Regions from separate parts of the Homo sapiens genome. Here all the other regions are linked to region 4. Evidence: chromatin loops called from intact Hi-C (ENCODE). Cell type or tissue: ascending aorta. All regions are shown on one strand.

What was found. Peaks named below come from ENCODE experiments on the same cell type or tissue, not always from the same donor. Only the 100,000 strongest peaks of a DNase experiment are listed, where the experiment ranks them.
Region 1: it touches region 4 in a loop (2.1-fold over the local background); 4 of 110 quality-filtered maps call a loop at or near these places.
Region 2: it touches region 4 in a loop (3-fold over the local background); 7 of 110 quality-filtered maps call a loop at or near these places.
Region 3: a loop joins it to region 4, with 4 times the contacts of the local background. A loop is called at or near these places in 15 of 110 quality-filtered maps.

Annotation. Positions count from the first base shown.
Region 1 is chr2:190,834,098-190,836,597 of GRCh38, forward strand. No RefSeq gene overlaps it. Among named protein-coding and RNA genes, the nearest start is that of GLS, 45 kb to the right of the region's middle. In ascending aorta, no CTCF peak of the experiment used is centred here; a DNase peak (open chromatin) is centred at 1,374; H3K4me3 peaks cover 566 bases; H3K27ac peaks cover 1,407 bases.
Region 2 is chr2:190,971,144-190,973,643 of GRCh38, forward strand. The region is part of intron 24 of STAT1 (signal transducer and activator of transcription 1); the gene reads right to left. Among named protein-coding and RNA genes, the nearest start is that of STAT1, 42 kb to the right of the region's middle. In ascending aorta, no CTCF peak of the experiment used is centred here; no DNase peak of the experiment used is centred here; H3K27ac peaks cover 583 bases.
Region 3 is chr2:190,891,540-190,894,039 of GRCh38, forward strand. All of the region lies in intron 1 of GLS (glutaminase), which reads left to right. Among named protein-coding and RNA genes, the nearest start is that of GLS, 12 kb to the left of the region's middle. In ascending aorta, no CTCF peak of the experiment used is centred here; no DNase peak of the experiment used is centred here; H3K27ac peaks cover 2,211 bases.
Region 4 is chr2:190,780,545-190,783,044 of GRCh38, forward strand. No RefSeq gene overlaps it. Among named protein-coding and RNA genes, the nearest start is that of GLS, 99 kb to the right of the region's middle. RefSeq lists a cis regulatory region at 1,120-1,483. In ascending aorta, a CTCF peak has its summit at 1,272 (motif pointing right); a DNase peak (open chromatin) is centred at 1,287.

The DNA of each region.
Region 1 (2,500 bases), 54 kb after region 4:
GGTTCAAGTTCTTTTTTCTGCATGGGGGTATCCATTTGTTCCAGCACCGTTTGTCAAACTTTCTGTATTCTAATTAGATATTTCTGACCACATTACATCATAGGTGATGTTAGACACTCCACTTTGAATCCCATCAGAAGATATTACCTTGGTGAACCACCTTTAGAAATAACTGTTTATTCAGTGTCATGACCATTAGATCCCCCCATTGTTCAGTGATATTTTCCTTTGTGATTAGAAAGTAATTTATGTGGTGTTAATCTGGTGCCAAAAGATTGTCGAGTTATTAATTAACTATTTTCCTAATGGCTTTAACAAGTAATTTTACTACTTGTTTTCATCACCAAGTAATCATCTGGTTTCTGTTCTGTAAAATGAAGGATTAGATAAGATTATCTCAAACTTCACTTTTAGCTTTATATTACTTTATTATCTTAGTCTCTATGTTGGGTTTATTTGCAATGAGCTATATTTTTTTCTACAGTAACAAAATGAGATGGTTACTTCAAATGACTAAGGCAGTGGACATTTATCTCCAGGAAGAGGTGGCAATCTCTTAGTGAATGATATTTTAAGGAAACGTAATTTGTTTTCTCTTTTCCTTCCTTTCTTTCTTTCTTTATTTTCTCTTTCTTTCTCTTCTTCTTCCTCCTTCCTTCCTTCCTTCTTCCCTTCCTCTCTCCCTCCCTTCCTCCCTCCATCCCTCTCTGTCTCTTTCTCCCTTCCCTTCCTTTTTCTTTCTTTCTTTCTTTCTTTCTTTCTTTCTTTCTTTCTTTCTTTCTTTCTTTCTTTCTTTCTTTTTCTTTCTTTCTGCTGCTCCTCGTGGAGCAGGGCTAACTCACAGGCAGTGTGCCCAAAGTTGGCTGAGACATACTATTCTTTCTCCCATGTTTGTTTTGTCCTTTTATTATTTTACTGTGGCTACTCAAGAGGCTGATATGATAACAGCCTCAGTCACTGAGTTTCATATTTTAAGGCAATGACACTAAACATTAGTGACACCAAATCCAACCTCTGGAGAAATGTGAGTAGCTGAGATGATAGATGATAGATAGATAGATAGATAGATAGATAGATAGATAGATAGATAGATAGTGATAGAAATTTCCTGAATCCTTGGGAATGTTTTGAGTAAAGAAGACTGGAAAAGACCAAGGAGAGACAAAAATGACCATTTGTAAGTATCTTGATGTCTCAGATCTACATCTAAGAAAACAGACCTAGTCTTTGTTGAATAAAGAAATAAGATGGGGTGGAATTTAAAGGCAGGCAGATATCAGATCAATATAAAGAAGCTCTCTCTAAAATCCAGTCTGTCTGGACTAGAACAGGCTGCTGTACTGTGAGGCAGACAGCTACTACTCCTGGAAGGGTCCCAACAGAGCCTGGTGAGCCACCATTCAGGAATGCTAGGGCCAGACTTCTGCATCAGGCCAGAAGTGGGCAAAATAACATCTTCTCCCTCTTCATTCATATTATTAAACTCTAACTCTCATTTTACCTCCTCAACATTTCACACATTTATCCACTATCATTTTTAGCTCCACTGCCTAGGGCTAAAATCTCCTACCAATTTTCTACATGAACTTGATGCTCAAGGCAAATTTTACTAGTCACTCGTCCTGCTTCCCCTATCATTGTAAATTATTTCCCAACGCTCAGCTCGAAATCTTTTCCTAAGGGAAGTGTTTTTCTAGTCCAACCCAGCAGAGTCCTTGACTACCTCAACTGAACAAAATGATACCTTGTGGCTACTTCCATTATGCACTTATCACTCTCTATTGTAATTTTTTGCTTACACATCTGGCTCCCCTACTAGATGATAACCTCCTCCAGGGCAAGGAGCATGCCTTAACTTTGTATCACCAGAACCTGGAAGAGTATTTCCTATAATAGTTGCTCAAAAAATATTTGGTGAATAAATGAATCAATTTATGAATCATTGAGATTCTATAATTCTATTCAGTTCTTATAATCATATGACAGCTTTGGGGGTGAGAATGGAGTGTTTGGCGACTGACGACAGTATTTTTGTATCTAAAGTAGTACTTCTCAGCTTTCAATTTGCTATGATCTTCATCTGTCCCCTTGAGAGGATGAGTTTGCTATGGATGACTAAAAAGAAGTATTGACTACTGACTACAACAGTAAAGAGAAAAGTAAAACGTTATTGCAATGAGCTTTTGGCTCTCACAATGCCCTATCTGAAGACTTAGTTAATACTGATGAAAAGAGGAGACATAGGGAAGTGGAAAGGATATCATTTGATTATTGGAGGGGAGGAAGAAGAGAGAAGTAGTGGAGAACATGGGTATGAGAATGTAAACATCAGAAGACAGAATGGATGAGTCATATATAAACGGCATTATACATATCTTGATATATATATCATATATAATGATATATATATCATGCCATCACAAAATAACATCATATATATATACATATATACACATAGACCTATATATGTATGATGTTTGTGATGCACTGATAAGAGAGT
Region 2 (2,500 bases), 190 kb after region 4:
GTTTCAGGTACAGACTAAAGAAGCAGAATTACTAAGAACCCCTTCACCTTCCCCACCAGTGCCTTCTGCCCAGCTGCCTTGACCAGGACAACTTATAGTAAGTAAACTGTTCATCCAAAGGATACTAGCCTGCCAGTGACTTCCTGTCTGACTTCCACACTGGTCTTTCCCCTTAGACCAGATGCTTTCAATCGAGGATGATTCTGTCCCCTGGCAATGGCTGAAGACATTGCTGATTGTCCCATCTGGCTGTGAGGGTGCATGTGCTTACTGGTATCTATTTGGTAGAAGCCAGAGGTGTTGCTGAACCTCCTACGAAGCACAGGAAAGCTCCCCACCCCACCAATCCCCAACAAATAATTCTGAAGCCCCGAATACCAGTAGCACCAAGACTGAGACACATGGCACTAGACTGGAAAGCCTCTGGAGAACTTTTTTTTAATCCCAAGTGCTCAATAGTGTGTGGTACATAGTGGGCTCTTAGGAAAATTATTTTGGATTGAAAAGCACAGTGAAAGTGTTGCCCCTATGTTTCAGTCTAGCTTATGTTTCTCTTTTCTTTTTCTTTCTTTTTTTTTTTCAAATTGGAGACGGAGTCTTCCTCTGTTGCCCAGACTGGAGTGCAGTGGCACCATCTTGGCTCACTGCAACCTCCACCTTCCAGGTTCAAGCGATCCTCCTGCCTCAGCCCCCCTAGTAGCTGGGATTACAGGCACACACCACCATGGCTGGCTAATTTTTGTATTTTTAGTAGAGATGGGGTTTCACCGTGTTGGCCAGGCTGGTCTCAAACTCCTGATCGCAGGTGATCCACCTGCCCCGGCCTCCCAAAATGTTGAGATTACAGGCGTGAGCCACCGCGCCCGGCCTGGCTGATGTTTCAAATGTGTGCTTAATAGGGTGGACCGTGGGGGTAAAGAGAGGGAGGGAGGGGGAGATAGATAGATAGAGGAAGAGAGGAAGCCCAGATTCAGATCCTGTCACTGCGTGACCAGGGCAAGTGGCTTAACCTCTCTAAATCTCAAAGTCTTCATCTATCAAAAGGGGATTAATAGTACCTAGCAGATAGGCTTGTTAAATTAGATGGCATACGTAAAATGTTTAGTATAGTAGACAGAAAGTAGTAGACAATTAATAGCTAGTCCTATCATTATGAGCTTTGGCTAAAGGCCTCTTGGAGAGTAGACTGGTTCTATTACAGTCCCAGAGGAAAACACTGATTACACAGGAAATCCAGACTAAACAAATGCCCAAGTCATACTGCAGAGAACACTGGTGCTCTGGCTCTCTTGGACAATTTCCTCAGGAGCCTATGGTCCTGTTGCTCCTGAGGCTGCACCAGGCGTTGGCCCCTGGTACCACCCTCTTTCAGAGCTGCAACCTCCAGACTTGGCAGAAGACAGCCAGCTTGGGGAGAGCTGCTTCTGTTTCAGAGTATACACTCTGATTCTAAGAGTAGATGCTGGATGGAAGTCATGGCCAAGGGGCAGGACAGCAAACCATTGTGAAGTCAACCCAATTTAGAGACTGATTCAACCGTTGTCTAACCAGTGCCGTGCCTATATTATGAACTCTTTTTCTTTTCTTTTCTTTTTTTTTTTTTATATTATAGCCTCTTTTAGCTCTTTAAGTCTTCTATGGGTTTAATGGGAGGCTTTAGTGGTGTATAGAGGGTGTGTGTGTGTGTGTGTGTGTGTGTGTGTGTGTGTGAAATGGATTTATTTTATTCTACAAATGAAATGAATAAAATCACCTGAAATGGAACGGAATGGCTACAGCGAGTGTCCAAAGACCACAAAACTGTTTCCTGACATGTGCTTAGCATATTTAAATTGTTCTCACAGTATCATCCTGAGAGCAGAGAGAGCAGTCCAACTGCTCCACAGGACTGCAGAGAGGGAACCAATCCATCTATTTTCTCAATAATGGTGATGACAGAGATGGAATGCTGATTGCCAAATCCCAAACACATACGGGCCTCTCACCCAAAGGCCATGATGCCTTTGTCTTAATAACAGAATAAACCCAATCCTGTACAAACAGCTTCTTCAGGGTGCATGTTTTGAATGGGGCAAAGATTAGCTTTTTGTGGGAGGCTTTCCAGGATACCGGACAAAAGCATGCACTAGAGACTCACTAGGTAGATTCAAATATTCTTTCTACCATTTACTAACTGCTTGATCTTAGTCAAGTTACATAAAAGGGGCTGTGTGGGGAGGAGGGGCTCTGTTCCCACATCTGTCAAAGTAGGAATAACAATAACACCTAACTCAGAAGGTGGCTGTGAGGACTGAATGAGTTACTACCTGTGAAGTACATGGTATACTGTAGGTGCTTAATGTCACCTATTAATGGTGGTGGTGATGATGATGTAATTTGCTCAGGAACAACAAAGGAGGTATAAAAAATCCCCCCATTTTACAGTTCCTGTGATGTAACATATTTTCTGAATAGGGCTTTATATTTATTCCATTTTTGTGCCAGGCCTATAGCAGTGTTG
Region 3 (2,500 bases), 110 kb after region 4:
AGGATTAAGTTAGGAATAAATAGTGTAAAACTAATTTATAGAGAACTGCATACCAGACTGAGGAGTATGAATTCCCCCTTTGGTATGGGGAAACTAATTTGGTCAGTGGGGTAAGCAAAGACAGTTCCTCTTTTCATGTTGCAGAAGTTGGCCCTGCATTTAAACTTAATGTAGATTTTGGAAGGTAGTCTCCTCATTTACCTCAGATATATATATTCAGAATATATATATTCTCAACACTAAAAAATTAAGTATTCATATAATAGCCTATAGGTAGAAACAGGCACCTTAATTCACACATTCTGTGCTCTAGCTGTTTTTTGTTCTTTATAAACACTAAGTGAATGCTTACTTTCATCCCTTTGGTCTGTTTGCCAGAAATCTTTTTCTGTTGCCATGCTTCCAGCTCTTACCCATCTTTCAGGTTTAGCTCAGATTCCACCTCATCTAAAAAAAAGCTTGACCTTATTAGACCACAGTGAAGTAGTTTTCCAAAGTCTGGATGTCATAGATCTATTCTTGTAATTCCTCATTTTATGTACATGTCTCCTACTTCTTCTAGACTGTAAATGATGTCTAACATGATGTCATACATGGCATGGGATTTTTCTTCTTTTTCATTAAGAAATTATTTTTTAAGACAGTTAAAGGCTAAAGTAGGGGAAGGAATGGGTAAAAGAAGAAACAATATGATGGTAAGATGATCTTAAAGGCAGCATTTAGAAAGGAAACGAGAGAGACAGTATAAGTTGGAGAAGAAGTAAAAAGGTGAGAAATAAGGATTTTCCTTCAGATTATCTTCTGTTATATCCTATTTGAATTGCTGAATATCATAACCATTTTATGTTTTTCTCTTCAGGGGAATCTGGAGGATTCATTTGGGTTATTAATAATTGTTGATGATAAGATTTGAAAGATTGCTATAATCCTATTTGTCATTAAAACTTAAATACTTCTCTCAAGGATTTCCTAGTTACTATATAGTTACCAAAAGCTATAGTTTTTAGCTTTTGAATTTTAATGAAAAATACATTATTGTGAAGAATTACCAGAAAGAATTAATTTAGGGAGAGAAAAGGGGGGTTAAGGCATGAATGATCTTGAGTAGTTTCTGCCTTGTGGAAAGTTTGAGGAGAATATTTGAGTATGTTTGTTCGCCAGACTGTTGAAGCGAATTCATTCTCAGATCAAAATCTGAGGTTTCAAATGCTGAAATAGGTAGTAATTTCTTTTTATCAGTTTTGACAGCTTATTTTGTGAGCTTATTTTTTAGGGCTGGCTTAAATTCTTTCCCCTATAGATAAAAATTAATTTCTTGTTTAAAAGCAAGTAAACATTTGTCTTTTTTTGCTAGCTTTGGCAATAACGTGGTCATTTTAATTTTTTTTCACTATGTGCCATAAGCTAAAAAAGTGTATATTTTACGTTATTTACATAGCTTTTAGGCAAAGCAAATACCATTTACTTGTGTGATAAATACATAGAAAGCTTATTCTGCAGTTTTTTAAAGTGACAAACTACCACTATCTGAAGTTTATTTGACCAACCATTTGCTGTAAATAATTGGTATGTTATTATCCACTGATTTTTTGACAGCTGGTTCAGTTTTTTCTTTGAATATTAGGTGGTGAGTATTGTTAAGCTGTGTTTAATGGTATTAGGTCAGGATAAGACCTAGAAAACTTGTTTGTACCTTATAAAAGTAATAACAAGCTAGTAAGTTAGAGAGCCAGTATAATGTAGCAGTAGTTTGGATTCAGAAAAATCCATCTTTGCCATTGTGTAACCTTGGAAAGCTTCTTAACCTCTGAGCCTCTGTTTCCTAATCTGTGAAATGGGGACAGAGGTAGTCATTTTTTTGAACAAATAACAAATTTGTTGAGCTTCTAAGTATGTACCAGAAATCATACTATGTTTTGGATAACAGTAGTACCTCTGTCATAAAATCCTTGGAGGATTAAGTTAGAATGCATGTAAAACACTTAGCACAGTGTGTAGAATATAAGTAAGTGATCAATATATTGTAGTTATTATTACTAAAACATCCCAAATGTATTTTTTTTGGAGACAGAGTCTCGCTCTGTTACCCACTCTGGAGTGTGGTGGCACGATCTTGGCTCACTGCAACCTCCACCTCCCGGGTTCAAGCTATTCTCCTGCCTCAGCCTCCCAAGTAGCCGGGATTCAGGCGCCTGCCACAACGTCTGGCTAGTTTTTCTATTTTTAGTAGAGATGGGGTTTCACCGTGTTGGCCAGGCTGATCTCGAACTCCTGACCTCAAGTGATCCTCCTGCCTCAGCCTCCCAAAGTGCTGGGATTATAGGCGTGAGCTGCCACGCCCAGCTTCAAATGCATTTTTAGAAGTTGTCTAAGAGCAAAAACAGTTTCAGGGAATAATTATGTATCAGGATATGTCATTAAATATTTTAATGATAAAGCTATGTGTTTTTAAAAAACATTTGTGTGACATTCAGTATTTAAAAGTTTGGTTAATCATAGC
Region 4 (2,500 bases):
CTAACATCTCCCCCATTTTGTGTGTGTGTGTTTGAGGGGGAGCTATAATGTGCTCAGGAAAAACAAATCAACTACTACAAATCAAACAAACAAAAACTACATTTCTAATTCTCCTTTGCAGCTAGAGGTTGTCATTGAACCCAGGTATAAGCAAAAGTTTTTGGATGGGGCTTTCAGGAAAGACCTTTAAAATGGAGCTGACAGTTAACAAGTGCCTTTTACCCTTTGTACTCTGCCCTTCTTCTTGACTGGATTATAGCCATGACACACTGGAGGTAGAGCAACCCTCCTGTAATCACAGGCACCTGTGAGGGAGAGGTTAAGATGTCATGGAGATATCAACATGGTCTGTCTTCACTGCTGAGCCAATGCCCGCTACCACCTACCTCTGAAATTTTTGTTACACAAGAAAAGCCCCAAATTTGTTTAGGGGAATCTCCTTCACCAGTAGCTCAATTCAATTCTTAATTAATGTAAGAGCTTAAAGAGCTCCCTGAGATAATTTGAGTCAATGAACTCCTATATATCTTATTGGCAAATTAGACAAATTTAGAGTATATGTTATGGAAAAATTCTGAGAAGCCAAGAAAATGGTGGTGATATAAATCTGAGTTTGAACATACTCTCTCCCAAAACAATAAAGAAGATCAAATGAAACTACATAAAACCCATGTCTTCTACATAACTAGAAGACATGAAATGTCCAAATTTCAAATTAACTGTAAATAGAAAAATAAACACCAAACCCCAGCAAGTTGCCTCCTCCACTCCTAATACAAGCCCTTCAGGAACCAACAAAGTCAGCTGGAGAAAATCCGTGCAGAGTAGACAAGAGGGAAGCTAGTGGTGGACCTTAGATTGATCTGAAACAACCACCAGAGAGAGAACGTCGGCGCTAAGTTTGAAAATACTGAAAAGCACACTGGTAGATCAGGCTACTTACTACTGGGAAGGGACTTAACCATATGTGCTGCATGCGAGGAGATGGTCTTGTCCCACTTTTTGTGAGAGGAGATGGTCTTGGAAGGATAAGTAAGGCATCCTGGTAAAAAGGGTCAAAGGGACCCTCTTTTAGAGGCGAGCTCTGGAAATCTTGCAGTGAGAGGGAAATTGAAGAACCTGCAAGAATCTCTTCCCTTGCAAAACTGAAGGTAGCCCAGCCCCTTCTCCCATCATTCCCCTTCCAAATAATAATAATAAATAATAATAATAAGTTCAATTTTAAAAAAGAAAGAAAAAGAAGTTATACTTTGCCACACTGACAGAAGAGGGCGCTCTTGACCTAGGAATTTTGCAACCACCCCAACCCTTCCAGCCCTGTCCACAGAAAGGCGGATCAAAGTCTTCATCTAAGCAAAATCACCAGAATAAAAAGAACCCAAGCAATTCAACTGAGAAAAATTCCTCCCCCAAATAATGGCAAAGTGGAAGAAAACTAACACAACACTGAACTGAATTCAACGTCCTCAAGCACTTGGGAACATGGAAAAACACTTCAAATTACACATTCAGAAACTAGGTACAGAAACAGACATAAAAAAAGAAGAAATAAAATAAAAGTTGATTGAACTCAGGAAAGAAATAGAAGAAAGAATAGAAAAGCCATTATAAGCATTCCTATAAGATTTTAGATAAACTGAACTAAGACATTTTACACACGCGCACACACACACCACACATGCACACTATCCTTCAAGTTACATTTGAACAATTTCTTCACCATGTAGCTTTTGGGGGTTCATCCCAATTGGATATTTTGAGACATGCAATAAATGGTTCTGCTATTATTGCTATAATCACCATTACAGGTAACTGATTGGATGAGGACAGCAAGCGAGGGGAGGGAGTCTCGAGTAAAATGTCTGAGGCAAGATAATAGTTTGTCCAACTCCAGTGTTCACCTAGGCCAATGACTTTACAGATGAGATTCAGGGAGGTTACATAATGACCCAAGCTTCCCCAGAGCCAGTTAGTGACAGAAAGCACAAGGCAGAAAGCCTCCCTCTCCTTCTCTCTCCCCTTTTCCTCCTCTTACTTCAGAGGACAATGAGTGCCTCCTCCACCCTCCAGCAACCTCAGACCCTGTCACCTCACCCCTCAGCAGGATTCCCTCTTTTATATTCACTCTCCCCTTTTCTTCCGACCAATTCTTCCAGGCAGATACTCTCTGTCACCCTCATCCTGTAAAGCAAATACTCCAAACCACCTTCCCTTGATTCTGTCACTGCTGATTTTTCTCTTATCCTTAAACTTTTTTTTTCTTTTCTTTTTTTTTTCTTTTTTTTTTTTTTTTTTGAGATGGAGTCTCACTCTGTCGCCCAGCCTGGAGTGCAAAGGCGCAATCTCCGCTCACTGGAAGCTTCGCCTCCCAGGTTCACGCCATTCTCCTGCCTCAGCCTCCCAAGTAGCTGGGACTACAGGCACTCGCCACCACGCCCGGCTAATTTTTTGTATTTTTGCTAGAGACGGGGTTTCACCATGTTAGCCAGGATGGTCTTGA